Regions from separate parts of the Mus musculus genome. Here region 1 is linked to region 2. Evidence: chromatin loops called from intact Hi-C (ENCODE). Cell type or tissue: gastrocnemius. All regions are shown on one strand. Each heading gives the region's core, and the rest is flanking DNA. Links, peaks and the distances in the headings are about the cores only. Region 1 holds the start of Anapc5 (anaphase-promoting complex subunit 5). Region 2 overlaps Kdm2b (lysine (K)-specific demethylase 2B).

Region 1 (15,550 bases), core at 1-8,000, 57 kb before region 2:
AACCCGAGTTACCTCACGGACACGTCGAGCTCTTCCTTCTCCATCTGTTTCTCTCCATCCTCTCGGTCCATATCAGCATCTTCCACCGTCTTTTTCTCCCCGTTCTGGAAGTACTGCTGGAGGGCAGTGTACAGCTTAAACACTTGACTGAAAGAAAGCTTACTGTAGGCCAAGATCATGTGGCGCAGGAACAGACCTACAAGATAAGACCACAGACAAGGAGAAAGCATTAGCTGATAGCCCAAGACTCACAACAACTTCCAGCCCCATTCCCCTCAGAGGAATCAGAGGTGCTGTCCCTCCTCCTCCAGTGCTCTTCCCGCATGCTCTCCCTCCATTCAGGTCTCAGGCCTCTCCCACCTCTAGCCCTTCAGGCCTCCATTTTCCTCACGGCTATTCAAACTCTCTGAAGCTACCATAGTTATTGTATGTGAGTCTAGTCAAAAGCTGAGGTGTAATTATGTTATCTTATTTACTGATTTCCCTTTGAACATCTGCCATCCCTCCTTCCAGCACACCTGTCTCTGTCAGAGGCAAGGCTATGTCTACCTTGTACATCCATGACCTGGGGACAGGAGATCAATAACCAACTGATGTCGACTAACATAAAAATGACCATGCAACAGAGTGTGGGGGTGGGGGGGCCCACGGGACACAGTTAGTACAAAAGCATCAAAGAAATGTCACGTGCACACGCGCTTCAACACTAAAGCTTAAGAGCGGTCTCCACTCACCTCGCTTCCTAAGTGTGGCTGGTGACCCCACTTACAGTTGGCACAACCCAGTCAAGTGGTCCGCAGGACTGTGAAAAGAGCTGAGCGACCCTAAAGACCCCAGGCCCAGGCTAACTACTCCAGGAGAACAGAGCTGCCTCCCCACAGGTTACGGTCGAATAGAGAACGAAACAGGAAGGCAGTGAATACAAACCGCACACAGCCAGCACCCTAGTCTGCTTGCTTCTGTACACCCAAGTCAGGACAGATGCCCCTCAGAACGCCGCTCACTTCAATGGGAACGCTCCCTGCTCTCCGGAGAAGTTCCATACCTACTACACTCGTTTTGTGAACCTCTGGTTCAGTTCCAGAAAAAGAATCTGAAAGGTCATCAAAAAATTGTTCCATATCCTTCAGTTCGCCTTCAGCCATGAGCTTGATTCTGAATGAGAAAATCGGGATGCATGGTTTAGGAAGGCTCGCTGCACACCCTGCACATTCCATAGTCCTGAATTATAGACAAGTCTGCTTTAAAGGGGATTTCAAGGTTTGTTTAAAGCTGGGGCTCTAAGACAAACTTTACAATCCATTTAAAATGTCATCCCCATATTCCTCAAGAGTATCACACATTGCTAACTTAACTGTATAACATTCGTCAAAGTAAAAATGGAATTATCTAAAACAACTAAAAGAGAGGTAATTGCATAGGAAATTATACACATGGGGGAAGAATACATGAACCTAACTTCTAATGCAATCCATTAAAAAAACATCTAAATAAAAGCTCTTAGAACAACCCCTCTAATAATCATAACTTTGGTTCCCCCATGTATCCCAGCTAACTTCCGAACTGCTTTGTAGCCCAGGAGGACTTTGAACTTCTGTTCTTCCTGCCTCTAGCCCCCAAAGGCATGGGTTACAGCTGTGGACCACTATGTCTAGTTTAAAGTGCTGGGCATGGAACCCAGGCCTTGTGCACAAGAGGCAAGCACGTTACCAACAGAGCCACGCCCCTATCATCTTAGACTTAACTGCTCCCCACTCCTTGGTAATCTTCACCCAGCCCTTTGCAGAGAGAAAGTTCACCTGATCTGCACTGAATTTGCCAGCTGAGGACACGATTCTTCAATTAGCTTGTACAGCTTTGACAGTGTAATATCTGGGCCCTGTGTAAAGGAGAAAATAAGGTTAGAGATAACGGGCAAAGAGCTTCGGACTGAGAAACGACTGAAAAGAGTCATTTATCAATCATTCCAAACGAGACACATGGAATCAGGATTTTCCTGACTATGCAAAATACGAAGACATACTTCACATTTGTAGATTGGTTTTAGTCAATGGAATAATCTATTAAAAAAAAAAGGAGAAAGAAAAATGAACAGGATTTATAGGATAAGGCTCTCTTTCCTTTGTTACTCTTAACAGGCAACGCTGAGCCCGTCTCCATCAGTTAAATGGACTTAATAATCACTATCTCCTTTGTCTGTGGAAAAGTTAAGTGGGAGACTGTGAAAGGCTTTGCACACCGGGAAGCACTATACAAAGGTGGGTGCTCTAGTTCTCCTGAGTATAAACACATTTCATCGTTTTCTGAACTGGGGAAGGAAGGCTAACCCAGAAGCAGAGCCTTCTCTAGACAAGGTTTAAAATTACTCACTGGGGCCATTTTTAGAAAGTCAGTGTTTACACCACTCTAGATGTAGGTAACCCAACTCGACTTCTTGGGAAATTGTATTTGACATATACTATTTTAAGATTGCCTGTATGGCTGGGTATACAGCTCTAATCTCAGCACTCAGGAGACAAAGGCAGGGGGATCTCTTGAGTTGGAGGCCACCCTGGTCTACAGAGCGAGTTCCAAGACATCCAGGGCAACACAAAGAAACCCTGTCTTGAAAAACAAACCACGGGTTGGTGAGATGGCTCAGCGGTTAAGAGCACTGACTGCTCTTCTGAAGGTCCTGAGTTCAAATCCCAGCAACCACATGGTGACTCACAACCATCTGTAATGAAATCTGACCCCCTCTTCTGGGGTGTCTGAAGACAACTACAGTGTACTTACATATAATAAATAAACAAGTTAGAAAAAAAGAAAAACAAACCACTACAAAGTGAGTTCCAGGACAGAGAAACCCTGTCTCGAAAAACCAAAAAAAACCCAAAAACAAACAAAAAAAGACAAACAAACCAAACTAAAAGAACCTATATGTTAAAACAAAAACAAAAAAAAAAACCCTCAAAACTTATCATTTATAGGAAAAGAGTTAAACCATGCCGGTTAGCTTAGGATGAAATATCATGCAGTTGCTAGTGTTCTTTTTCAGTGACAAGATGAAGCCCCGCCCCCAGGGCCCCTCCCCCGGGGCTGGACCTTCCCTGCCCTCCAGCTCAGGGCGGGGCCCACGCGAAGCGCGCGCGCGCGTGCGGTAATGGGCGGGAAAGAGCGGGCGCCCCTCACCTGCAGCAGGGGCAGGAGCAGCTGGTTGAGCTTCCGCCGCTCCACGAGGCTGACGGCGCCCTCGCCCGTGCGGCCCATCTCGTTGAGCAGCACCAGGACGGCGATCTTATAGGGCGTCACCCAGTCCTTGATGCCAAACAAGTTGGCGTGCACTACCCCGTTGGTCATCATCGGGCTGAAGTCCTGGCTCTTCGTGGACGCCGGCAAGGACAGGCCCTCTCCAGGCCTGCCACGCGCCGCGCCCACGAGCCGCCTTTACGCCATGGCTGCAGCCGCCCGGCACCTTAACCCGCCCAAGACTGTTTCCCACAGTAGCGGGGGCCTCAGTGTCCCTCTCCCACCCCGGCGGTGCCTTCGACCAATCAAAGACCAGAAGGAAGACTGACAGCCAATCAAAACAGCCAAACCTGTAGTGAGCGGGGGTAGGGGAGGGGGTGGGACATAAATGGTGTTATGGCAAATCGGTTCCCTACAGAAACGCTCAACCAAGGCGACCAGGTTCCTAGTCGACGTGGACAGGGATCTGGGAGGAAGACGCAGGGATTTTGATCAGAGACAGCGTGAACTACAGGCCACGCGTGTATTTATTTAATTTGATCTTCCTTCTCGCCCCCATTTAATTGCATCTTTGCCTCTAGCGGTACACGAAATTGAACAAGACACCTCGCCTGTATATGTGTATACCAGGGAAGCTCTCTTAACAAAGACCTTCAGCTGAAGCGATGCTCCTCCCCTTTTGGAGAAAAAAAAAAAAAAACTTACTAAGTAGCATAAACTGGCCTTGAACTCGCGACAATAGCTGAGATGATTTGAATGATCTACCCTGCCCAAAAGACATTTTTAAATCATTGTATTTAAAAGCAATGGGATTAAATTGGCATGTTTAAATTATATTTGCATACTAGATGTGATAGCTCCCTGCCTCTTACTCCAGCAACCTGGAGGCACAGGCAGTGGCAAGCACATCTCCATAAATTCGAGGCCAACCTGGTCTATAAAGCCAGTTCCAGGCCAGCTAGGTCTGCATAGTTAAGAAGACCCTGCCTCAAAAAACTTTTTTTTCGCTAGGCAATGATGGCACACGACTTTAATCCCAGAACGTGGGAGGCAGAGACAGACAGATTTCTTTTCTGAGTTCAAGGCCAGCTTGGTCTACAGAGTGAGTTCCAGGACAGCCAGGGCTACACAGAGAAACCCTGTCTAGAAAAACAAAAACAAAAAGCATTTTTTTCACTCATATTAAATTTTTTTGATACAAGGTGTCACCATGCAGCCCTTTGTAGAACCTGCCTCTGCCTCCCTACTAGCAGTAGGGAGCCACCATGCCTGTCCTTATTCTCCTTTTGTAAGGACAAGAGCCCATGTTTTTCTTCAACATCTCACAAATGCCATTTGTAGGCAGCTACGTGTCAGTTTGCAAGTGCGATACCCATAGTGAAACAAAAGGTAAGACCACCTTCTTGTGAATGGATATCTGTATCCCACCTAAGTCACTACAAAGTCCAACATCAGGTAAATGAAGCTCTTAAAACCAACCCCCGGTCTACAGTATTTTCAGTCTGACTTTTCACAATGCCCCTTCTACTTATCTGTATTTCTCAAGACACTTAGTTCTCTAGAGCTTAAAGTATTATTATCAGGGCTGAAGAAACAGCCCGGTTGTTAAGAGCACTAGAGCACTTGCTGTTCTTGCAGAGAAATTGGGTTTGGTTCCCAGAACCCACATGGTCCATCAGTATCTTCTGGCTTCTGCGGGCACCAGACAGCCATGTGGTACAGAGATATATATGCAGGCAAAGTACTCGTACAAATAAAATAAAAATAAATAAGTATTTTAAAATAAAAATATTATCAGTGATTAGTCATTCTCAGTAGTTTTCATAGCTCTTTATTTTTTAAAGTTTTTTAAAAGATTTATTTATTTATGTATGTATATGAGTACACTGTAGCTGTACAGATAGTTGTGAGCCATCATGTGGTTGCTGGGAATTGAGCTCAGGACCTCTGCTTGCTCTGGCCCTGCTCACTCTGGCCCCAAGATTTATTTATTGTTATATGTAAGTACATTGTAGCTGTCTTCAGACACACCAGAAGAGGGTGTTAGATCTCATTACGGATGGTTGTGAGCCACCATGTGGTTGCTGAGAATTGAACTCAGGACCTTCAGAAGAGTAGTCAGTGCTCTTAATCTCTCCAGCCCCCGTTTTCATAGCTCTTGAAACAAAAAAAGATATGTACTATTCAACTTCTGCTGCATACAAACACAAATTGGGCCTGTTTTCTTCTGTCAGTCCTGTTTGTTTAATAAGTGATATTTGTCCTAAGAGATTACTCAGTGGCTAAGCTGCTTTTCCAGAGAACCAGAGTTTGTGCCGCAGCACCTACATCAGAGACCACGTAACTATTTATGTAGGGGTGGGGGGGCTTGTTGGGTTGTTTGAGTTGTTTTTTATTTTTTTCAAGATAAGGTTTTCCAGCCAGGCGTGGTGCCGCACGCCTTTAATCCCAGCACTCAAGAGGCAGAGGCAGGTGGATTTCTGAGTTCAAGGCCAGCCTGATCTACAAAGTGAGTTCCAGGACAGCCAGGACTATACAGAGAAACCCTGTCTCAAAAAAAAAAAAAAAAAAAAAAAAAGATAAGGTTTTCCTGTGTGTATATGCTCCGTCCAGGGAGTGGCACTATTAACTATTAGGTGTGGCCCTGTTCAAATAGGTGTGGCCTTTTTGGAGTAGGTGTGGCACTGTGGGTGGGTGTGGGCTTTAAGACCCTCATCCTAGCTGCCTGGAAGTCAGTATTCTGCTAGCAGCCTTCAGATGAAGATGTAGAACTCCCAGCTCCTCCTGCACTGTGTGCACCGTAGATGCTGCCATGCTCCCACCTTGATGATAATGGACTGGACCTCTGAACCTGTAAGCAGCCCCAATTAAGTGTTGTTCTTTTTATAAGAGTTGCCTTGGTCATGGTGTCTATTCACAGCAGTAAAGACATTCTGTGTAGCTCTAGCTGTCCTAGAACTTGCTCTATAGACCTAGCTCGTTTTGCCTCTGCCTCCCAAGGTCTGGGATTGAAGGTGTGTTCTACCATTGCCAAACTTTTCCAATTATCTTTAACCCAGCTCTGGGAGCTCTGACTCCTCCTGGTCTCCTCTGGTACTGCACATACATGCACATACCTCTACATAAGCAACCATACATGCAAATGATTAAAAAAAATTAGGTCTGGAGAGATGACTTAACAGTAAAGAGCACTTACTGCTCTTGCAGAGGACACAGGTTCAATCCCCCCATCCACAAGGTGGCTCACAAACATTTGTAACTCTAGTTCCAGGGACTCCAAAGCCCTCTTCTGCTCTCAGGTACTGGGCTTGCTCAGGGTGTGTGTGTGTGTGTGTGTGTGTGTATACATGCTAGCAAAAATAATACCTCATGTACATAAAATTTTTAAAAATGAATCCTAAAAAGAAAGAAAGAAAGAAAGAAAGAAAGAAAGAAAGAAAGAAAGGACTGAAAACTAGTAGGCTTTGAAGTTATTTTGCACGGCAGGCAGATGCCTGATTTACATTATCTGAGAACACTGAACACCTGGAGCACAACCACACCAGCTTTTCCTCTGAGTCATCAGAGAGTTGCTCTTCAATGTGACATCTGCAGCTCCCGTTACAGATGGGAGAGCCAGCAGAGCGGTCTCAGAGAACTGGTTTACCTGCTGCTAGTCAAACCCAAACCTTCCCGAAGGGGCAGACCCCAATCACAGTACTTGTGAAAATCCTGCTGGGGCTGGGCTGGAGAGATCGCTCAGTGGTCCCAGCAACCATGTGATAGCTCACAACTATCTGGAATGGGATCTGACGCCCTCTTCTGGTGTGTCTGAAGACAGCGATAGTGTACTCATATATATCAAATAATTCTTTGAAAAAAAAATTGAAGACTTTTCTGTGGAGAGGGCTGAGTTTTTTGAGACAGGATCTTGCAACTTAGCTTGGTTAATCTAAACCTAACATTAGGCCACTCTGGCTTTGATTTTATGGCTATTCTCCTGCCTCAACCTCCCAACCACCAAGATCATCACAGTGTGTACTGCCACACATCTAGCTTTTTTTTTTTTTTTTTGAGACCTCTTGCTTCTACTTTCCAGCTTGTTGCCACTGGACCTGAAGACAAATCATCTTTCTACTCCATAAAACCGACCTTGCCTTGCCCCACTTAAAATCCTTTGGGGGAGGAGGGCAGGGCCAAAACAACGATTTGAAAAAAATGGAGGCATGGGGAAGGGGCCTCCATTGTGCACTGCCCATGAGTGCAAACAGACATCTCATCAGGTAAAGGACCGGAAACATCAACCCTGCCGACATTAGTTCCGGGCTCAGGACTCACAGGGTGCAAGGGGAAAAAGGATCCCCTCAAGCTGTCCTCTGTCCTCCATACCCGGGTTGTGGCATGTGCACACACATACACAGATAGGTAGACAGACAGACGGACGGACAGATATAATAAGAATGTATTTTAAAAGAGGCTGGGGGTGCGGTTCTATGAGAGAGCACTTGTGGAGCGCACTAGGAACCCTGAATCCCATTTCCAGGCCCTTCCCAAATCACGCGCTCCCTGCTGCACCCAGACAATAATCGGTGACGGTCCAAAAGAAGCTCTGGGATTCTCATCTATTTGAAAGTCAGCCCATTGAGTAGCACACAAAATGCCAGTTTCATCCAGAACTGAATCATAGTTCAAGTTGTTCCTAACGATCTGTCTATAGTATCCTGGTAGCTAAAGAAATGGGAAAATGTAACGTTTCCAACATTCACATCCAATACACACTGCAGCTAGATCTCAATTATCCTATTGGGCCTACATTTCCAGGGCTCATAGTGTATGCAGAGAAAAGCAAGTCAACTTCCCCCTCAGGCCAGAGAGGCACTGGGAGGATGAAGAAGATAATGAAAAGGACTCAGCCCCTTTCTAAAGATCACAGCCAGCACATTCATTAGAGCCCTAATTACCTGTGCTGCTAAGTGACTCACAGAGAGAATCCGCTCAGACCCTGCCTCTCCCTGCTAGCAGTTTACTGCCCAGACAGACAGGCTGACGCTCACACTCATTTACAGACAAGCCAGACACACACAAAGCAACAGGACCATTAACTCAGCTGATGTTCAAACAAGGTGACCATTTGGGATGGAGACCTTTGGATGGCCGAGATAAGAACAGTTGCCATGAACACGCTTCCAGACTAAGAGAAACAGACTGGACACAAGGATTCTCCACTATTGGCTTTCATTTACAATCACCAAAGATGATATACAAGCCTCAATCAAAATCTTTCTAAAAATTGCCAACCTTTTATCTAGACTCATTTGGAATTCCTTCTATCTTCTAGGGTTGTGTACCCCCTGTGTGTGAGGGAAGGGGTACTCATCAAATCCACTGTCCCCCTGCCTCCACTCCTAAAGCCTGGGATTTTGGGAATAAAGGCCCTAAATGGAGGGTCACGGTGATTGAAACAACTGGGGTTGGAGAGATAGCTCGGCAGTTAAGAGCACTGGATGCCTCCCAGTTACCCATATGGTCGGTGGCTTACAATCATGTAACACCAGTTCCAAGGGATCTGACACCTTCCTTTAGCCTCCATGGCACCAGGCAAACACATGGTTCATAGACAAATATTCAAGCAAACACATTCATAAACACAAATATTTATTTAGTTATTTACTTTGTGTGTTTGCTTGCTTGGAGACAGGGTTTCTCTGTGTAGCCCTGGCTGTCCTGGAACTCACTTTGTAGACCAGGCTGGCCTCGAACTCAAAAATCCTCCTGCCTCTGCCTCCCAACTGCTGGGATTAAAGGCATGCACCCCCAGCTGACTAAAATAAATATATTTTTTTAAAGACATGTCTTTATAAGTATTATATATGTAAGTACTCTTCAGACACCCCAGAAGAGGGCATCAGATCTCATTACGGATAGTTGTGAGCCACCATGTGGTTAATGGGAATTGAACTCATGTCCTCTAGGAAGAGCAGTCGGTGCTCTTAACCTCTGAGTCGTCTCTCCAGCCCCCATAAATATATTTTTTACACTTGATCTTAGCCAAAAGGCCGAGAAGAGATTATATTTTTTAAAAAATAATAATTGTAAGCCAGGCGGTGGTGGCAACCGCCTTTAATCCCAGCACTTGGGAGGCAGAGGCAAGTGGATCTCTAAATTCAAGGCCAGCCTGATGTACAGAGTGAGTTCCAGGACAGCCAGGGCTACACAGAGAAATCCTGTCTAGAAAAAAAAAAACAAAAATTTAAAAATTAAAAAAAAATTTAGCAATCTCTGTGTATTTGAGTTACAGATCATGGTTTTGGGTGATATTTCTGAACACACCTCTGAATTTTCCAATTTGCCTTTGCTAAAATAATACTGCTTTTTTCTTTTGAGTACCACTGGCAAGATTCCTGAGAGAGCTCTTTTTTGGCCTTGAATCAAGGATGTTTTTGTTTGAGTGAGCTCAAGTCTATTTCATTCTTATCTCTTTTCATTTCAGTTAGGATTCAGAATGGCTTTTCTAAAACAAAAAACAAACAAACAAAAAAGAGTAGCTAATTATTTTTACCATTTGACACTTGAGAAAAGCACTTTCTAGAGCCTGTGGGTATACCTCAGCTGTATAGGACTAGCAAAATACAAAAAGTCGGGGCTCCCTACAGCACCAAGTATAAACAAACAACAAAAGACAAATAAACAAGCAATAAATGAAAGGAGCCTGGCATGGTGGCGCAAGCCTTTAATCCCAGCACTGGGGAGGCAGAGGCAGGCAGATTTCTGAGTTCGAGGCCAGCCTGGTCTACAGAGTGAGTTCCAGGATAGCCAGGGCTACACAGAGAAACCCTGTCTTGAAAAAAAAAAAAAAAAAAAAAAAAACCAAAAGAAAAAAAAAGAAGAAGAAAAAGAAAAAAAATAAAATAAATGAAAGAAGAAGGATGGAAGGTGCAAAACCTCCAGTGAGGAGACCTGGTGTTCAAGGTCATTCTATCAAGGTCCTGTGGAGTTCCTAGCCTATCAAAAGGAAGGTCAGCTGGCCTATATGAGATTCTCACAAAAAAAAAAAAAAAAAAAAAAAAATTGGGCTTTCAAAATGGCTCAGTCAGCCAGTCAGTGGTGGTACACTCCTTTGATCCCAGCGTTAAGGAGGCAGAGGCAGGTGGATCTCTGAGTTCAAGGCCAGCCTGGTCTATAGAATAGCAAACTCCAGGCAAGGCAGAGGTACACAGAGAAACCCTGTCTCAAAAAAACAAAAACAAAACAAAAAACAAATGAAAAATCAAGTAAATAAAAATGATGTTGAAGAGTACACCAAAGAAAAAACTGTTAATATTTGAAGGGTTAGAGAGATGGCTCAGTGGTTAGAGCACTGGCTGTTCTTGCAAAGGGCCCAGGTTTAATTCCCAGCACCCACATAGTGGCTCCTGACCATTGGAGACTCTAGTTCCAGGGGATCCAATGCCCTCTTCTGCCTCCACAAGCACCAGGCGCAAACATGATGCCCGGGGGGGGGGGGGGGGCACGACACCGGACTCATACACCTAAATAAAACAAAAATAAATAAATCTTGTACCTAGGCAGGAAAGTAGGTTTATACCAGCAACAAACAAATAAATATTTTTTAAAAAAACTCATTTAAAAAAAAAAAAAAAGAGTATTTGAGCCAAACAGCCTAAAAGTCAAGTATAGATCTAAAGACGACTGGCCAAAAAAAAAAAAAAAAAAAAAAAAATCAATGAAATGATCCCTAATGATATTGATATTCTGCTATACTCATAGATCGATGCCTAATCCAATTGTCATCAGAAAGGCTTCATTCAGCAACTGATGAAAACAGATGCAGAGACCCACGGCCAAAAAAAAAAAGTAGGCCAAGTTTTGGGAATCCTAAGTGGGGGTGAAAGGATTTAGGAGCCACAGGGGTCAAGGACACCACAAGAAAACCCACAGAAGCAACAAGTCCGGACTCACTGAGACTGAACAAGACAATCTGGGAGCCTTCGTGGGGCTAACCTAGGCTCTCTACATGTATGTTATAGTTGTGGTATAGCTTGGTGGTTTTGTGGAACTCCTAACAGAGGGAACAGGGGGAGGGGAGGGACTTTTACCTACTTTTGGGTCCCTTGACCTCCTACTGCTGCCTTGCCCAGCCTCAATATAAAGGAAAAGTCTAATCTTTTTGTTTGTTTGTTTGTTTGTTTGTTTGTTTGTTTGTTTGAGACAGGGTTTCTCTGTATAGCCCTAGCTGTCCTGGAACTCACTTTGTAGACCAGGCTGGCCTGGAAATCAGAAATCCGCCTGCCTCTGCCTCCCGAGTGCTGAGATTAAAGGCGTGCACCACCACGTCCAGCGGAAGTGTCTAATCTTATTGGAACTGGATATGCCATGTTTGGTTGATATTCCTGGAGGGTCCTGCCCTTCTCTGAAGGGAGATAAAGTCGATGGCTAGAGAGGAGGTGGGGATGGGGAGGGACTGGGGGGAAAGGAGGGAGGGGAAACTTCAGTGGGATATAATGTATAAGAGAAAAAATTAATCAAAATAAAATAAGAGTATTTGAGTTAGGTGGTGATGGCGCATGCCTTTAGTCCTAGCACTTTGGAGGCAGAGACAGGCAGATCTCTGAGTTTAAGACCAGCCTGGTTTACTGAGAGAGTTCCAGGACAGCTAAAACCTGTCTCAAACACCCCTCCCCTAAAAAAAAAAAAAAAAAAAAAAAAAAAAGAAGAGCATTTGAGCTGGCGAGTGTGAGGCCAGCCCACATATATAGTTCTAGGAGATCCAGAGCTACCTAAGAGACACTCTAAAGGAAAGAAGGAAAGAAAGAGAGAGAGAGAGAGAGAGAAAGAGAGAGAAAGAAAATTTGAATTACAACACATCGTTCAATCAGCTGTAGTTGAAGAGTCTATGCAAGACCAATATAAAAAACAGCTGCCTTGTTTGAAATTACTTACAGAAATTTTGGAATCAACTGTAATTAAAATCCTAGCTACAATGGCTTTTACACTTATCCCTCTGAGTCAGTAACTGGACCCAATTACAGTATAATATACTTGGGCCAAACCAAACCAAACCAAACCAAACTAAACCAAACCAAAAGAGCGTGTGGAAGGTACTAAACAGAAAGGCCAGGATGTCTTAAATGTTGTCACTGAAGTTAACCTTCCCCAGCAAACAACACACCAACTGGCTTTTCAGTGCCAAGCAGTCAGCCCTGAAAACATACTTAAACAGACCGAACAGGCTATATATATATATATATATATATATATATATATATATATATATATATATATATTTTTTTTTTTTTTTGGTTTTTTGAGACAGGGTTTCTCTGTGTAGCCCTGGCTGTCCTGGAACTCACTCTGTAGACCAGGCTGGCCTCGAACTCAGAAATCCGCCTGCCTCTGCCTCCCGAGTGCTGGGATCAAAGGCGTGTGCCACCACGCCTGGCCGAACAGGCTATATTTAAGAACATACATATGTGCATGCGATAACATTTAGGGTTTTTTTTTTTTTTTGAGAGCCAAGATTTTGAAGGATAGGGGAGAGGGGTATATAGGAGGATTTGGAGGGAGGAACAGAGAAAGGAAATGTTGTAATTCTAATCACAAAGATAAAATATTATTTTAAAATTAACAATAATTTTTTCCACTCAGAACCCTTACTCATTTGAGAAATTTTCATACAACCTCCGGTATATAAGGAGACTAGATCATAAAGAAATATATTTAAGGGCTGGAGAGATGGCCCAGTGGTTAAGAGCATTGACTGCTCTTCCAGAGGTCCTGAGTTCAATTCCCAGCAACCATATGGTGGCTCACAACCATCTGTAATGGGGTCTGATGTCCTCTTCTGGTGTGTCTGAAGAGAGCAATGGTGTGCTCGTATACATAAAATAAATAAATAAACGTTTGAAAAGAAACTTTTTAAAGAAATATATTTTAAAAAACAACCTTTGGTATATAATTTTTCCATTTTTAAACAACATTTATTTTTTTTATTTTTATTTTATATGTATGGCTGCTTTGCCTACATATATGTCTATGCACTGTATATGCAGTGCTCACAGAGGGCAGAAAATGGCATCTGATCCCTAGAAATGGAATTACAGGTAGTTGTGAGCCACTGGGTAGCTGCTGGGAACAAATCCAGCACCTCTGCAAGTGTAGCCACTGCTTTAACCACTGAGCCACCTCTCCAGGCCACGCAAGAATTTTGTGTAAGACCCCGTGTTTATAAATATATATCATGTCCTACATATAGTATGTTTAGGACCACTTTAGAAATCATTGGAAATTCTGTTCTAATCCTAAAATAAAATTCAGTTGGCTGCTGGGCAGTGGTGGTGCAGGCCTTTAAGTCCCAGCACTTGGGAGGCAGAGGCAGGTGGATTTCTGAGTTTGAGGCCAGCGTGGTCTACAGAGTGAGTTCCAGGACAGCCAGGGCATAGACATATATGTAGGCAAAGCACCCATACATATAAAATAAAAATAAAAAAAAATGTTGTTTAAAAATGGAAAAATTATATACCAAAGGTTGTTTTTAAAATATATTTCTTTAAAATGTTTCTTTTCAAACGTTTATTTATCCATTAAATGCTTGCTAACCTAGCCTCACGGGCTTCTACACCCAAAACCTAAGTTTAAAAACCCAGGTATCATATCATGGCACCTGCTTGGAATCCTACCTCAAGCAAAGTGACAGCACAAATGATCTTTGGGACAGCTGCTGCCAACCTAGCCTCCTTGGTGAGAGACCCTGTCTCAAAACACAAAGTAGTATCTCTTAGCCAGGCGTGGTGGCGCACACCTTTAATCTCAGCACTTGGGAGTTAGAGGCAGGCAGATTTCTGAGTTCGAGGCCAGCCTGGTCTACAGAGTGAGTTCCGGGACAGCCAGGGCAATACAAAGAAACCCTGTCTTGAAAAAAAAGAAAAAAAAAAAAGTAGTATCTCTTTAGGAACCAATTCCAGGTCTGACCTTTATAAGTACACACATACACACACTCACAAACGCCTGGTACAGAAAATAAATAAATAGATGAGAGAAATGGCTCCGATAAAGGCACTTGCTGCCCAGCATGACAACCTAAATTCAATCCTGGGAGCTACTCAGGAGAAGGAAAGAAGCCACTCCAGGAAGTTTGCCTCTGACCTCCACACGTTTATCCTGACCCGACACAAATAAACAGAAAAATAACTAAATGGCATTAATATTTTAGATAAAGGGGCTGGAGAGATGGCTCAGCGGTTAAGAGCACTGACTTAACCTGAAGTCCTGAGTTCAAATCCCAGCAGCCACACACTGGCTCACAACCATCTGTAATGAGAGCTGATGCGCTCTTCTGGTGTGTCTGAAGACAGCTACAGTGTACTTAGGTATAATAATAAATACATCTTTAAAAACTATATTCTAAATAAATAAAATTAAATTAAACATTTCTAAGCAAAAACAAACAAACAAATAAAAAACTCACCCTCAAGCCAGCTCCTCAAAACAGTAATTTTTAGAAACATCCTAACACAATAACACAATAAATACAAAGACACAGATAGTTTGGTAATTTCATACTGAGTCATGATAGCAGAAAAATATTCGAAATCATCGTTCTCCACGACTAAACCATTGTGTTTTCTTTCTCTTATGGTTCTGTAAAACCTTAAAACTTTGCTCATACTTCAACAAGAGGACCGTCTATAACCGCAATGTAGAGAGATGGTTCCGGAAGCTGTTTCTTAGTGGCAGGTGTTTCCGGTATGGGTGGTGCAAAGTGTAAAGTGTGCGCTTTTGGCTTTTGGAGACAGGGTTTCTCTGTGTAGCCCTGGCTGCCCTGGAACTCACTTTGTAGACCAGGCTAGCTGGCTCCCGATTCAGAGATCCATCTGCTTTTCCCTCCTGAGTGCTGGGATTAAGTCGTGGGCCATCTCTCCCCGCATTGAAACCTTTTACTCTGGACAATTTTTTTTTTTTTTTTTGCATTCCCCATATTCAATTAAGCGATGGAGGGGTGGGTTGTGGGGGTGCCCCTCTTCCTGTTTAGTATGAAACAATTTAAACAAACTGTTTGATCTGCTGGCTCTCCATTGGGCTAGCCTGGGTCATGTGCCTTTCATTGAAGAATTACAGTGGCCAAAGGCTGGGAACGTGGCCTTCGCTGCAAAATGAGTTGTCTGCAGATTGCTATCTGGAGGGAATCCTTCCCCGAAAGCCTGTTAATGTTAACCGTAGTAGCGTTCTTGGAATTTTCTCTTGACACAATCACATTTCTGTGTGTGAGCTTAAACGGCTTAAAGCCCAGAGAGGAAACTCCAGTTCCTAAAGAAGCCCACGTTTCCAGTCGCTGTGAAATCAAATT
Region 2 (8,000 bases), core at 1-8,000:
AGGGCCTTGTTATGTAATAAGCAAGGGCTTTATCACTGATCTCCATTCCTGCTCCTGTATCAAGGATTACTGACAACAGGACAGGGGCAGCTCACCACGGGATGGGCCTCATATGTCACACTGAAAAATGAAAAAAATTGAGTGCTCTCCCCTACTTCTAATACTGGCAAATTTTCTATTCTATTTATACTTAAAATTCACCTTTGCATCTTGGGGAAACACCCGAGAGGCTAATTAGAGTAAGGGACTCTTTGAAAGAGGGAGAGAGGTTCTATTTAGAAGCATCCTTTTTTTTTTTTTTTTTAAAGTTTTCTCATCTCCAGTCTCACCTAGAGTAAAAGAATACTGTTTCATTTTTAGTTCTTTTATTTTACCTGTGATAGCACTATCACTATAGGATCCGAATTCTTATGAAGGATCTTAGGAGGTCTCTAATTGTTACATGAGACTGAAACAACAAGTTATGTTCCCTGCACTGTCTGCTGCTGTTGTATGTTTAAAAATGTTCACAATATAAAAATGAGAACTGCAGAGATGGCTCAGTGGACCTGGGTTAGCAGTTCCAGGGGGTCTGACACCTTTTCCGATTTCTGCTGGCACTGATCACCCCATGATGCACGTACCATACATGTATGTAACACACACATAAATTAAAAACAAAAAACAAAAAATCCAAAATGTGAGATTGGAAGAGAAATCCTACCAATGATAAGATGGTTTTTAAACAACAAAAAAATATTGTAAAAAATGGTACAATTTTTAATTAAAAGTGAAGTATTTAGAGAGTACACTTCAAAACAAAAAACCTTGTTTTACTTAAAACATTTTGGCAAGCTTAGAAAAATAGCTCCATTTCTAAATGAGAACAATGAAAAAATTGCAAGCTCATGCACAATGGAACCCCAGAGAAGTAAATTCAAGGGAACAAGACTTGTCCACTGACAGTGGTAAATAACAAAACAACCAAAAAACAAAACAAAAAACCTACTAAAATAAGACATAAATGGGAAAACATTCTAAGTTCATGGATTAGAAGATTAAACTATTAAGACATTACTACTGTCAAAGATGAGCAAAGTGATTTAGCAAAAATAGAAAAAGCCCATCCTGAAATTTAGTAAACAGAACCCAAGTATTCTGAAGTCAGAAGATTAATTTTTTTTTCATTGAAAACCGTATTGCAAAGCTAAAGCAGTCAAAACTGGTATTAACAGCAGCAAAATTTATATAGAATAAAGGAATAGAATCAAGGTAAAAATACAGAATAACAACCACTACTGCTACTATTGGTGCTATTGTTGTTCAATTGGAAACAGGTTAGCTCTACAAAGCCCTGGCTGTTTCAAGGCTCTCCAAGTAGACCAGGTAGCCTCAAACTCACAGAAATCCTCCTCCCTCTGCATCCTGGATGTTAAAATTAAAGGTGTGATGCACCACATCTGGCTAGTAAAATTAGTTTAAATAATTTTAAAATATATTTGTGGTGCATATGAAAAAATCAGAGGACGATTCTGAAAGTCGACTACTCCTATCACGTGGAATGCAAGGATCAAACTTATGGTCATGAGGCTTGGCAGTATATGCCATTTCAAAATTCAAATGAATTCATTCTTTTTTTTTTTTTTTTTTGTTATTTGTTTGTTTGTTTTTTGAGACAGGATTTCTCTCTGGAACTCACTCTGTAGACCAGGCTGGCATCAGAAATCTTCCTACCTCTGCTTCAAATGATTTTTGACAAGGGCATTGAAGAAATAGGACAGCCTTTTCAACAAATGATGCTGGGATAACTGATGTTATCACCAACCACATAGCATACACAAATATGGGAGGAAAACCCTTCGTGACTTTAGAGATCATTCACACACACACACACACACACACACACACACACACACACACACACACACACGAAACTGGAGTAAAGGCTCAGCAGTTAAGATTAAGAGTCTGTACTGCTCTTGCCCAGGCCTTGAGTTTGGTTCCCAGTACCTACATTTGGTGGCTCACCACCTCTTATAAGTGCAGCTCAAGAAGATCCAACTCCCTTCCCTCCCTCCTCCTTACACACACAAAATTACAGTCAAAGACAACTGCTACAAAACTGGGAAAAAGGTAAGTAATAGATAAAGCACTAAATTGATTTTTATTTCTGATTTTGGGAGTTATAGAAGCCAGGGGAGAAGCAATGTGGCTTACAAACACACTGGGTTTATATTCAACTATCAACTAAATGTGAATACACACAGTTGTGCTCCACACAAGAGATCACCCAGGAAGGAGAATAATGGAGTCAAGGAAGAAGGGTAATTAAATAAGAACTGGGCTGGTGGTGAGGCCCCTGGATATCAGGGGTGCAGTGACGGCAGCCAATTCAGATGAGATCTTGGAGACAGTTGAGAAGGAATAGAAAGAAAAGGTCAGGGATGGGACACTGTCCTGCAGAAACAACTGATTGTGTGACCAGTGCGTTTGTAAGGGGATATATTCAGTTTTGTTCAGAAGCTAGACAAAATTGAAAAGGCAATTATTAACTAGCAAAACTCAAGAGTCACACAGGAAAGGAAGTGCACTTGATACATTATTTGGCTTAATTAGTGACCAAAGTGGACAAGACCATAAGGTCAATATTACCAACTTTAGAAACTGGAAAAACGGAGAGGAAAGAGAGGAATCAGTAACAGGAGAATGCAAGTAACAAATCCTTACCTTGTACACACACATCTGAAAGGAAATGGTAGAAATACATAGATGGAAGGTGGACCCCAATAAAGGGGTCTAGTGGTTGCCTGAATTGGTAAGGATTAGGAAAAGGCCAGACAGCTCTGACCTGCCTGAGCACCTGATCTGTATATCTAGGATGGAATGAAACAACCGGGTGCCAGATCCTCCAGCCACACGAATGTGACCATCATGGAGCACTTTATCATTAATTCAGTTGTATTAACGGGAGGTGAGTACAAGACACGGAGAGAGTATAGAGAGATCCCTTAACGACATGATGTAGCAGAGGGCTGAAACTTAGATACTACTGCCTCTCATCTTCTGAGAACTTGGGGCTAGGAAACAACTGGCTTTTTTTTTTTTTTTTTTTTTTTAAAGGATGTAGGTAGGTATATGTGTCCTGAGATGAAAAGATGATCTCAGTATGTTGTGATGGAGAAATAATATATAGATGATTTATACACACACTTCCACATATTCCCATAACAACTAGAACATGGAAGAAGATTTACTATAATTAAGAGCTTAGAACCAGATGCTGGCAGCTCTGTCACTTTTCAAGTCTCAGCTGGGTCCCTGAGCAGACATTATGCTGCACATCATGTACACTGTGATGACATTTCCCTTCAGCATAGCTCTTGGCCTCACTTAGTGGTAAATCCCTGCTACCAAATCTTTACAATGAGGCGGAATAGCTTCTAAGGACCAGAATGATCCAACACTGTCTAAACTTCCACCCCATCGTGGATACGGTGATGAAGACAGGTTAACAATGAAATGACATGAGTCCTAACAGCAGGACAGAATGCAGTTGTGTCAAATGCAATTTTAGTGAAGTGAGGATGTCCCTTAATTTCTTGAGAAAGCACAACTTTCTCCCTTGTATTTACTTGTGATTTTTTTCCCCACATAAATAAGTTCCAATCCAGACTAACTTGACAAAGTGTGGCCTTGCTACTGTCTACCTTGCTATATGTGCAACTAAGCTCCAAATTCTCAGAATAAACTCCAGCCAAAGAACAATGGAAAGGAGGAGGATTCTGGGAAGTGTGACAGACATAAGGAGTAGAACTATCCACAGTAATTTCATTTCTAACAATGGGCTCCTTGATAGAGGATCATTAGGGGCACACACAAGACATGGCAACACAGACAGAAACATGGTCAACCCTGTATTCAGTGGACCCTGCCTCCCAGCCATCCATGGCTGTTGCCCACACACCGGCTGCAGGCATGATCTTGTCTCTTACCACCTGAGATATGTCCTAGGCGACAGTTTGGATCAGGAACCACTGTTATATGCCTTCATTAATGTTAGCACCGGTTCCTTTCTAGAGTTGGTGGTCTCATTCACTTGTATTTTTAACCGCTGTAACCAGATACTGGGGCCCACCTCACCTGATAGGTTGACCTCTGTCAGCGAGTCTCGGGTGGTGGTGCCGACGGCAGTGAGCAGGTTGATGGACTGGTCATTGATGTGGTTACAGTAACTGAGTTGGAGCTTCGAGAGCAGGGGCATATGGCGAATAATGAGCCGCAGGGAGACATCTGTGATGTCCAGGCCAGCTAGGCGCAGCTCTACAATGTTCCGGAGCTTGCTCCGATTGTCCATCTGACCTGTTGGGACAGATGGGAGTGAGGCAACCCATCAACCTGAGCAGGGACATAACTAACGTCCTGCTGTTGATCTGTTACTCTAAACCCCATAGGCCTCAAGCGTGCCCTACGCCAAAGCCAGAATCTCATCCTTAGAAGCTTCCACATCAGAATTTGTGTTTCTAGATTCTCCAGAGAAATCAGAATTCATAAACATGGTTGGAAGATCTGTGTTAAGTTGTTTAGACTATACTTCATTCTAGCAGTACCAAGTCCAAGCTATTCTCTGCCTTTACCATGAAGAAAATTCAGAAAATAGGAGAGCCTAAATTTCATTTAAAAATAATAATAGTTCAGCTGGCTCAGAAATGTCTCACTGTCCTTGTCTCTTGTGACCCTCACCTTATACCTGTACCCATCTGAGCTTTGGCTGGGGGACTGGGAGGCGCCCAGGCAGCTGACGCTCACACCCAAAGCAAGCTAAGAACATTCTGCCCCTCATCTCTGAGGCCAGAGAAAGCGGATAGCCAAAAAAAAATTGAACAGGGTAGCTTGGTCACCTCAGGTCCAAGAGACAGATCCTTAGGGGACAGCCCCAGCCTGGCAACTCACCTGGCCTGTTGTCTGTGGGTGGAGACAGGAGATCCCTCATCTGGGCATCCTTTAGTCCTTCTACCCACTGGACATCCAGGGTCCGGAGCAATGGACAACTGGAGCTACAGAGGGCTGAGACAGCGATCCATGAGCAGCCTGACAGCACCAAGTCTCGGAGCCCTAGGAGACGAGAAGCAGAAGGAGTCAGGTGACGATCCAGGCCATCATTACTGCGTAATTGGGATCCTTTCCCAAAGCTTACCAGGCAACCGGTTGATGAGCCAACTCAGCTGCTTCTTGGAGATGTTGGTCCAACTGAGGTCAAGGGAGACAGGCTGTCGCCGGATGATACCGCTCAGCATCAGGGGTGTGATGGACTTGCAGCGGTTCAGGTCGATGCGGGTCCACAACCGCTTATCGCAGCACCTGGCCAAACAGGAAATGTCATCAGAGCCGTCTCACCTGGGGAAGCCCTGCTTGGCTCTGCTAACTCTTCCTGCTTGCCATCTTCAAGGAGGAAGTTCCTTTAAGATTCAGCCCTCTGTAACTTACTTAGCATCTACCCTGCCGACATTTGGGCACCTCTGTTGACAGTCAGCCACATGCTTAGATAGATGACAGCAAGAACTCTCCATAAAATGCCTCCTGGGCTTTACTACACCTTCTGTAGGAGATGCCTCTTAACAAGCCCCGTGGAGGTACTGGATCCTCCTGATAATGACGGAAGGTCAGAAACTCAGCTTAAACTAGAATGCTGGAAAGTGTCCGGCTGTAATTAGTCAATATGGGCACACTCAGTCAACTTCAGCTAAGTCTAGACAAGGAATTGTACACGGTCCTTCGTTTTCCATATTAGAAAAGCAAACAGGTGCCTCCATGAGCAATTCAAGCTTCTATGGACTACTCTGACCTGGGACCCAAGGCCTCTCACACAGCTGTCCCTTACCAGCGGTTCCAGGTCCTGCAGACCCGCATGCAGACACACAGGTCTCGGTGGCTGAGGTAGCTGAAGACTGCCATCCACACCTCCCTATGCATGACGTGGGCTGCTCCATCATCCAGGGGCAGCGAGTCAGGTGGGGGGCTGATGGGCGGTGGCCGGATCACGTGACGCTCCATCTGGATGCACTTGGGTGGGGATGCAGAGGGCGGGGGCCGGGACATAACACGAGGTGGACTACGCAGGCCAGGTCCCAGCGAGTGCCGCAGCTCCCGAGGTGTGCCGTTGAGCCCTTTGCTGAAGCGGTGGGGGCGCTCGCAGTGGCTTAAGGGCCTCTTGGGCTCGTCGTTCTCGCTCTCAGGCTCTGACTTGATGGGCTGCTGGCTCTCGTGAGCCAGGGTGCTCTCCGTCTTTTGGATCTCATGGTTGAGCTCCTTGCTTAGCTCTTTGCTCAGCTCCTTGTTAACAAGTCGCCGCTTCCGGCGCATCTTCACCTTTTTCTTCTCTTCTGGGCCTTCAGCTCCCTCAGTGCTGGGACCAGCAGTGGGTGAGCTGGAACGTGACTGATCACTCTCCCGGGTCTTAGGAGGTGCCTCAGGCAGATCGTCCTCCGGTTCCTGCTTAAAGCGCCGAAGGGGCTTGTTGGCCAGTGACAGACGATCCTCAGCGTTCTTCCAGGACCGCCGCTACAGGAGGGAGGGAAGGATGATGGTGGGTGGCCTGGGATCAACCCACTGGGTTTGGGGCAGTACCCATCCCAGACTTCCCAACCTTATCATGGGATACAGTTGGGCCACCGGGTGTGTTGCCTACAGCTCTGATGGCAGGTGCACAAGGGAAGGGAAGATGGTACCTTTTTCCTGAAAAGCTTATCTTCTTTGCCAGGTTTTAGCTGTCATAGGAAGAAAGGATACAGAGCTTGCTCCTGGACTGGAGAAAAATGGTCCCCTTACACCCCCACCACATCGCAAGCCCAGTCTCTTCAGTAAGGGCTAGAAGGACATCTTCCTATAAAGCCATGTCTTTTACATCTAGCAGACATCCTGATGCTTTTCCAGAGAATAACACAAATAATGGAAGATGGTCAATCGTTCCCACCCAGCTGACCTCCCACCTGAAATAGACCAGAGATTGCAGTTGCCCATGACAGTTGCCCACTAACAGAAGTGTCATGGCTGAAGGAGCCCATAGCAGGAGACCAGGCAGGAGAAAACCCTAGCCAAGCCTAAGCCAGGAACTTCTCCAGGCGCCACCTTGTGGCTACTAATGGCAAGGCCCATAGCAAAGCAGGGCTACCAGGATCTTTCTTCCCAGCTGCAGCTTCCCCAACCAATAGAGGCTTTTCCACCTCAGAGCTTCTCAGGCCACTGCTGGAACCAGGAGCAATGGCCAAGGGTACTGGGGAGTGGAGCCGAGGACAGCCTGGAGGCCTCAACCCCAGGGCCTCAGGAGGGTGGGGCGTGGGAGCACCTGCTGCTGGAAGTAAGTGAGACTGGATCTCCACCAAGGGCTGAGACTGCTGCCTAGAGGGGGCCTCGGCGAGAGGTGAGAGGAGGAACCGGGGGACGTTTGAAGCGACGAGGCCTAAAGGGAGTGGGAAGAGGAGTGACTTCGCTGGCTTTTCTCTTTCTTTTGGGCCAGGCTCTCAGGATTTGGGTGACCTGCTCAGGGCAGCTCTTAAGAGGCCAGGATCCCAAGTTGTTCCCATTAACTTTCCCTGGTCCCCACCCCACACCCCACACCTAAGACCAGCCACACCACCCTTCTGTTTGCTACCCAGGCCTTCCCAGTTCGTACTCGCTTGCGTCCACTCAGCTCTTGGGGCTTCTCGTATTTCCGCTTCCTCCTCAGGTGCACATCATCAGACTTTCGGCGGAGGATGCCATCTGCAGGCACCTTTTTGGGGTGCTCGTCTGACCTCCGACGGGGAGCCTCTTCACACTCACTTCTCCGCTTGGCAGGCTCTTGCCCTTCCTTGTTGTCCCGGTTCATCTTCTGCTCCTTGAGCAAGGAGCCAGGCAGGTTGGAGGCATACTTAAAGCCAGGGCCACGCTTTTGCTTGTAGGCCAAAAAGAGAGAACAACAATCCAACTGTATATCTTTGAACTTGCTCTTCTTTTCTCAGCCCGCTGCACCCTACCTGACTGAC

What was found. Hi-C counts contacts between places; a loop is a spot of excess contacts. Peaks named below come from ENCODE experiments on the same cell type or tissue, not always from the same donor. Only the 100,000 strongest peaks of a DNase experiment are listed, where the experiment ranks them.
Region 1: it touches region 2 in a loop (3-fold over the local background); 17 of 42 quality-filtered maps call a loop at or near these places.

Annotation. Positions count from the first base shown.
Region 1 is chr5:122,817,809-122,833,358 of GRCm38, forward strand. Anapc5 (anaphase-promoting complex subunit 5) reads right to left here and starts at 3,534. Exons shown (of 17, transcript NM_021505.3): 1 at 3,172-3,534; 2 at 1,800-1,879; 3 at 1,046-1,155; 4 at 13-196. The coding sequence starts at 3,342. In gastrocnemius, for the core only: no CTCF peak of the experiment used is centred there; DNase peaks (open chromatin) are centred at 3,139, 3,525 and 4,134; H3K4me3 peaks cover 2,767 bases; H3K27ac peaks cover 4,201 bases.
Region 2 is chr5:122,874,316-122,882,315 of GRCm38, forward strand. It overlaps Kdm2b (lysine (K)-specific demethylase 2B), which reads right to left. Exons shown (of 23, transcript NM_001003953.2): 16 at 7,649-7,909; 17 at 7,322-7,435; 18 at 6,705-6,743; 19 at 5,858-6,537; 20 at 5,174-5,337; 21 at 4,930-5,091; 22 at 4,120-4,338. Among named protein-coding and RNA genes, the nearest start is that of Rnf34, 28 kb to the left of the region's middle. In gastrocnemius, for the core only: a CTCF peak has its summit at 7,129 (motif pointing left); a DNase peak (open chromatin) is centred at 7,109.